Regions from separate parts of the Homo sapiens genome. Here all the other regions are linked to region 1. Evidence: chromatin loops called from intact Hi-C (ENCODE). Cell type or tissue: endothelial cell of umbilical vein. All regions are shown on one strand.

Region 1 (2,500 bases):
CTGTGCTGTGTGGCTGCATGAACACACCAAGAGCTGGAGAAATGACATAGGGTCTTAAAGCACCACCAATAAAATCATGCGAAAGAAAACATATTTTGAAAAAAAGGCTGATTGTCATATTGAAGCGCCCCACTGGCAAGTCTCTAGGAGGCCCTGGTAAGACCAGCATGTGCGCCTCGGGGTGTTTTGAGTACCTGGGAGGGCAGGGGCCGTGCAGTCTCCTCTCCCGCAGTGTAGATGAGCCAGGGAGGGACAGCAGCAATACTGCCGCCCCAAAGTCATCTGCCCACTTCCAGTCAGAGGCCCTAACGTTTTCCTAGTTATCTGAGTGTCATCTCTTACGATGACTTATCCTGCTCAAAGCCTCTTTATTTAAACATTTGCCAAGTGGGAGGGATTCTGTCCCGACAACGGCCTCCTCATTTCCATGCTCACTCCCAACGCACGGCTCAGACGCCTGTGCGCAGATCCTGTCTGCCATAAGAACCTCCCAAACGATGCTCCCCGCTGCCAGCCACTCCTTGTGCCCATCTTGTGGCTGCTAGATATATCGTCCTACAGCACAGCTCCGATGATCTCATACCTCTGCTCAAAAGGAAGGAAGTTTCCAAATTTCAAACTCCAGTGCCAGGCGCGGTGGCGCGCCTGTGGTCCGGGTGACTGAGGAGACTGAGGTGGGAGGATCGCTTAAGCCCAGGAGTTGCAGGCTGCAGGGAGCTATGATTGCATCACTGCACTCCAGCCTGGGCAACAGAGTGGGACCCCGTCTCTTAAAAATAATAAAAATAAATTATTTTAATTGTAAAAGTTTGAAACCAAATTTCAAAGTCAAACCTAGAAAGCGTCTGGGGCTATCCCCCGGCTCCTGGGGCCCTCTCCCTTCGTGTGACGGCCTCTAGGACTAGCGTGCTTGGTTTGTTTTTGGAAGCCATTTCCTCAGAGTGATGGTTTCTGAGGAACCATCAGCTGCAAGAGTTCTGCTTTATAAGAATATACACATAAGAAGAAAATAGAAATAGCCTAGAACTCTCCGGATTTCATCACATCATCACACACACACCCAAACACACACACACACACACACACACACACACACACACACACACAGTCACATCATCACACACACCACACACACACCCCACACACAATCACATCTTCACACACACCCCACACACAATCACATCTTCACACACACCCCACACACAATCACATCTTCACACACAACACAAACACAATCACATCATCACACACAACACACACACACACAGACACACACAGACAGAGAGACACACACAGACAGACAGACACACACACACAGAGCCTTTGTCTTTTTACATTTAGTTGTTATTTAGCGCCACCTGGTGTTAAAACTAAACAGCACCTCTGGAGAAAAAACAAGCATCTACAGGCATGTTTTACCCCAAATTGAGGATCTTTAGCACTGGAAGGAACCTTAGAGATCATTTAGACAGATGCCTCATTTTATAGATTAGGAATGTATGCAGATTTAGAAACAGAATTGAATCCATAGTTCTTGAATTCTAGACTCCTCAATTTTCCAGCATGCCCCAGTTGCCCCCTAAGCCTCCAAAGGAATTGGGCTAGAGGGATGCCACCTTTGGAAAAAGACAAAAAAAGAATACTAGCATTTACTGATCCTTTATTATAAGCCAGTTATTGTGCTAAATGCATTTACAGACATGACCTCATGATCTCATTTCTTCTTCATAACTAGTCTCCCTCCCTCCCTCCCTCCTTCCTTCCTTCCTTCCTCCCTTCCTTCATTCCTTCTTTTTTTTCAGAGAGGAGGTCTTGCTCTGTCATCCAGGCTGGAGTGCTGTGGTGTGATCAGAGCTCACTGCAGCCTTGAACTCCTGGGCTCAAGCGATCCTCCCACCACCTCAGCCCCACAAGTAGCTGGCACTACAGGTGTGAGCCACTGCAGTAGGGTGATCTTATTCTTGTTCCGCAGATGAACAAAGTAAAATTCAGAGACCTGCAACACACCTTGGACCTGCAAGTAATTTTATGTCTGTGTTTCTATAAGGACCTGTTCATTCCAGTTGTCTCAGTGGTCAGTGTGGATTGCCACATGAATAATTTGGTGGTGGCTTAAAAAACAAATATTTACTTCTTGCTCATGTTTCATGATAAATGCAGGTTGACTGTGGGTCAGCTATAACTCTGATGGGCTCAGCTTGGCTGGATGAATAATTTGGTGGTGGCAATTGGCATAGATCCCAAAAAATAAAAGATAATGAGGAGCTCAGTAAGGTCATATTGTATTATTTGTTCACAATTACTCATTCCTTCCTTGCCTTTTCCATACTTCTGTGCAGGCAGAATACATTGCCCTCCCTGCATTGACCTTGGACTTGGCCACTTTCTTTTGGTTAATAAAATGTGTGTGAACTTGATATTTGCTGCCAGAGCAGAAGCTTTCAGTGGTGTGGTTTGGTGAGACCTGCTTCAGCCTTGACCTCCCCCGTGAGAACAGCAC
Region 2 (2,500 bases), 98 kb before region 1:
TTATTCATTTTTTTAGATCAGAGGCTTCGAAACTGCTTACTGCATTGATAGCATGGGAAAAACAAATGGAGGCTTTGTTGAACTAGGACCCTGCCACAGGATGGGAGGGAATCAGGTAAACCACCTTACTTTTGTGTTTAAGTTGTTCCGTATTGAGGGCCATCAGGTTTATTGATCACAGAGTGATCTTTGTACTTTGGTTTTCGATTTGGTAATTTTGTTTGTTTTGATAAAGTAAAACATTCTGTAAAAAAATTGACAGTGTTAAAACATTCACTTAAATGATGGGAATAATAGCAGTATTGGTTTTCACATAAGCAGTCAGAATCTAGAATTAATGTCTAATATAAGGGATTAAAATATATTCCTGTGGGAGTATATATTTGTCACTACCGTAACTATGTAAGCCTAGCTCCCTAACAATTTTTTGCAAGTATTGCTCACTAATCCTCATCTTTTTGCAAATAGAGTGTTACTGCCAGTAATGTATATTTCACTAATATATATTCTCTTACTTATGTGGGTATGTTTTTGCTTTTTCATTTTTTCACATTGTTGGTACTTAATAAATTTGTGTTAGTGACCCATTTGGTATCTTAGAGACTAAAGAACTTAATGATTTCAGTGTTAATAAGGATCTTCACTAACATCAAAATAAATATAATTTGTCTGTGGACTTACAGTTCTAAACAAAATTATGGAAAAATAAGTTAGTCATTCAATTTAATTATAGGAGTTAAGTTTCTTTCTTTTCAAATGCACATCAGCAGGGAAGGTGCCTCTGTTACTTAATTCTCTCTTTTCCTTTTACAGCTTTTCAGAATCAATGAAGCAAATCAACTCATGCAGTATGACCAGTGTTTGACAAAGGGAGCTGATGGATCAAAAGTTATGATTACACACTGTAATCTAAATGAATTTAAGGAATGGCAGTACTTCAAGGTATTCTGCATTTTAACTTCTGAAATATTATATGCTTTTCATTTTCAGTAACATCTAGCATGTGGAATTTAGATAAATAAATCTTAAAACCTGCATTCAAATTCACTTGCATTTTCCTCTCATTTAGTCCCTTGCATAGGTTTTCCTGAGCACTGGATGACTCATTGTTCTATAATGAGGCATCACTTTTGTTCTCTCTTACAATATTGTCATGTAATGAGGCCACGATGATGTCTATAAAGAGCACTGCTAATTTTAGTAATACAAGAAAGTCAGTGTTCTGTGAGGCAGTCATCACCATTGCTCTCATCAAAATCTGATTTTTGAAATGTAAATGAATCATTCATTAAAGTAAAATATATTTAAATATATTTATACTATTAAAAATTTGGTTAATATTTGATATTGTCCAGCAGGTGGAGATAGAGACAAACAAATAAAACTTGAAATCTAGGCTTTCATAACGTCTTTATCATTGTTGTGTGCTAAATACAGTGGGATAAATGTAGCTAGTTGCTTACTTTAATGGTCAAATTTAGTTATTCACGTGACACTGCTGGGGTAGCTTTGTGTTTCAGCTGTGAGTATTTAAAGCTCTGTGGCAAGTTGAGGATTACAACATATTAATAGATTTATGTATAGTTTTCAAATTCTAGATTTGGCTAACATAAATCAATTTATTATTAAACAAAAAGTGGGGAAAGCTGCCTCACACTAAAAAAATCTGTCAACCCTCCATTTTATTTACTCACCCAGTATTTGTTATCATATCCCATCTGTCATGCAAGCAAGGACTTGTTTGCTATGTAATAATGATATGACCTAGCTTAACATTCCCTGTTACTGTCATTTACAGATAATTTCCAGGAAGTGATAAGCACGTATCAATTGATGATTTTGTTTCTTATAACAAGTTAGGAAGGAGAAGAATAGCATAAACCTTAAAGAGTGGAGCATTTATTTTCACAAAAAAAAAGGATATATAATAGCAATAAATAGTAGGGGTCAGTGAGAACAATATTAGCAAAATAGTAAAAGAGGGCTAACACACCAGAAACTACATCAAGAAGTAATTGAACAAAAAATGACACATAACATGTTTTAGGTATTTTAAAGACGCAGCACTGAATATACATTTGTGTGTTAGATATTACTGAACATTCACTTGGGGACCAATAATATGTTAGACTGTAGGGGAGTTCAAAAATATAGCTAAAGCACGCTATTATATAATGGCAGAGAAGAAAGAAATGCAAAAATAGAGATAAGCAAAATGCCATAGGACAGAAAAGAGTGATTCATGGGAGGAATTACTGCTGAGGAGTTTCATAGAGGAAGTGTCATTGCACAAGTCCTGAAGTGTAAAAAGGCTTTCCATGGAAAGTAAATAAGAAAGCCTGGATGAGCAAAGATGTGGCATGAAAACATGTAGAAAATTCAAAGAATTGTATTTCATTTGGTATCCCTCAATTGTGCTTTGGAGGAAAGAGCACCGAACTTCATTTTTTAAGTTTTGGAGAGGGATAGACCTTATTTGAGGAAGGTAGTGATGGAAAAC
Region 3 (2,500 bases), 400 kb before region 1:
GGTGCCCATCTTGTACATTAAACTAGAAAAGGTCCACCATGCCCAGCGCAGGATGTTAAAGAGTTGTCCAGATGTGTTGAGATTCACCTCCCTCGCCCCACCTCACTGCCCCTCCCTGCCCTCTACCACGCATTACAATGCAGAGCATCATGATGCGAGGAAAACAGCCACAGAACAAGTCCACAATACAATCCAGAGATGTTCAGTCCATCAACAGTGCCTCTCCCCTAACCACTGATCCAATCTTTGAACCCTCTCCCCACAGCCTCATGGTATTCTAGGAGGACTGTGGGCCTTGTAGCCAGGCCAACCTGGATTTTAGTTTAAACCATGTGGCCTTGTGAAGTTGTGAAATCTTTCTAGGCCATAGTTCTTCCATCTTGGACAGGGTGGTTAGGAGAATAAATCTTGGGGCAGCATCTTGCACATGCAGCAGGTGCAGAGTAATATCCTCTCCCTCCTGCCTTCCTTCTCTCAAACACTCACAAATCCCTTTATGCTAATACCAAATTAGAAACCTCTCTCAGGTCCAAGGCAGCTGGGACTTTGGCTTCATTTATCTGTTCCCAGCATAGTCAGCAAATACTAGTTATTATTCACTCAAATGCGCCCTGCATGGCTGGGCACGGTGACTCGCGCCTATAATCCCAGCACTTTGGGAGGCTGAGGCGGGTGGCTCACTTGAGGTCAGGAGTTCGAGACCAGCCTGGCTAACATTTTGAAACCCCGTCTCTACTAAAAATACAAAAATCAGCCAGGCGTGGTGGCTGATTATATACATATATCCAGAGGGGTTTATAGAAGGCTCTGTGACTCCCAGATTTATTGATAGGAATCAAATATCAGTGAAAAGTTATTTGCCTCCTCCTTCCTCTGTCTGTTTCTATAAGCTCCATGGGGATGTTACTGGGGACCTGAGGAATGGTGTTGGACTGTTAACTCCAACAAGCAATTCTGACTTCAGCCTGGGAGCAAGAGAGAAGGCTTTAGAAGCTATCGGTAAGGCTGGCATCTAGAGTGGAAAAGAACTTTTTTAAAAAGAAAAAGGAGGAAACCATAAGGAAAAGCTTCATTTCTTGGGCTAAATTCCTCTCTACCATCTCTATTCAACCCAACTAAGAAACACACATGGCCAGCTGGTGAATATAAAGCAGGCCTTAATGTCTGAACTGGGCTTAGTATTTCTATCCAGTAATGCTCTAGAATGAAATCTTCTCTGGCCTGCAGATTTTATTTGACAGCGGAACATGGATATAAACAAAGGCAACGATATTGCATACACTTTAAAAATTGCTGGTTCACTCCCCGCACCCCCCACGTCCCCCAACTCCCCACCTCCCACCCCCAGGCTAAAATGCAAAAATCTATGGCCCGTAATTCAAGAAATGGTCACCAGAGGGCAGCACTAGACAAGCAGAAAACTACATAGGCAGAACAGAAAGACCAGTTAATACAGCTCTTTAAAAAGATTTCCTGTCTCTAGAGATCCTAAAAATGAAGCTACAGTAGGATTAAATAAGGTTGATAAGTGGTGGAAAATGCATCATGTTTGAAATATTGCCATATATTGACTTGGAGGTTAAAACATTACAAGCTGTTTCATTCACCAGTAATTAACTGTAAGCTTTATTCAATATATCACTCAGTGACTTACAAGAATTAGGAAGCACTCTTCTACATTTAGATTAAAATTCCTGCATGAGGAAGGCATATCGGAACATGACAATTATGGATTTTCTTTTTAATTCAAAAACATTCAAAAAACACAAAAGGAGACTTATTAGAGTTGAAATAATCCGTTTTTTTCCAAAAAAAAAAGTGGCAAAAATTAAAAAAAGGAAAAAACAAAATTGTTACATGGGAAATAAAAAAGAGTCCATTGAAGGACCTGTATAAGAAAATGCCTTCTGCTGCAGAACACTGGTGGTGACTAACGTGGTTTCTGTGAAGGAAGCAAATGTATGATTCATTTTGCCAGGGCAATCTGCATAGCTGTTTGATATCATGGTAGCATTATGCTTCCTTTAGGGATCAAGAAAGAAAAACAAAAATAGATCCTAATAAGACTATAAGGTCTGGAAAGAACATTCCCCAGCTCCCATTGAGTCCAAGGGAGAGGAGTGGCGGGGAGGAACCCCCTTGGTCTAGTTTGGCTGTTCCCACTCTGCAGGCCCAGCAGCAGGCTCTGATGTCATGCTGGGGAGCAAGTGTTGCAGCCCAGCTTTCGTCCTCCCGAGGAAGCAAACACTGGCTCCCTCTCCAGGGCCTAGGGGAAGGTTCACAAAGACAGAAGCAAGCAAATGTGTGCATCCAGGGGACAGATTTTTTTCCTTTCTTTTTTCTCTCTTTGGGAAAAAAGAGTCTCATTATCAAGACAGAGCGAACTGATGGGTGCAAACTGCAAGGAGAAACATGCTGTATCTCAGGTTTCTGCAAACCTCATAACAATGAAATAAAACATCACAATCCAGACAGAGAAAAATATTTTCTGCTGTCTCAA

Evidence for each region. Hi-C counts contacts between places; a loop is a spot of excess contacts. Peaks named below come from ENCODE experiments on the same cell type or tissue, not always from the same donor. Only the 100,000 strongest peaks of a DNase experiment are listed, where the experiment ranks them.
Region 2: a loop joins it to region 1, with 15 times the contacts of the local background. A loop is called at or near these places in 108 of 110 quality-filtered maps.
Region 3: a loop joins it to region 1, with 12 times the contacts of the local background. A loop is called at or near these places in 61 of 110 quality-filtered maps.

Annotation. Positions count from the first base shown.
Region 1 is chr4:173,415,848-173,418,347 of GRCh38, forward strand. It overlaps a transcript of SCRG1 not described here. Among named protein-coding and RNA genes, the nearest start is that of SCRG1, 18 kb to the left of the region's middle. In endothelial cell of umbilical vein, a CTCF peak has its summit at 1,366 (motif pointing left); DNase peaks (open chromatin) are centred at 1,364 and 2,244; H3K27ac peaks cover 157 bases.
Region 2 is chr4:173,317,618-173,320,117 of GRCh38, forward strand. GALNT7 (polypeptide N-acetylgalactosaminyltransferase 7) reads left to right here. Exons shown (of 12, transcript NM_017423.3): 10 at 17-115; 11 at 814-942. Among named protein-coding and RNA genes, the nearest start is that of HMGB2, 15 kb to the right of the region's middle. In endothelial cell of umbilical vein, a CTCF peak has its summit at 1,366 (motif pointing right); a DNase peak (open chromatin) is centred at 1,254; H3K27ac peaks cover 764 bases.
Region 3 is chr4:173,012,239-173,014,738 of GRCh38, forward strand. The region is part of intron 11 of GALNTL6 (polypeptide N-acetylgalactosaminyltransferase like 6); the gene reads left to right. Among named protein-coding and RNA genes, the nearest start is that of GALNT7, 160 kb to the right of the region's middle. In endothelial cell of umbilical vein, a CTCF peak has its summit at 1,402 (motif pointing right); DNase peaks (open chromatin) are centred at 1,543 and 1,983; H3K27ac peaks cover 491 bases.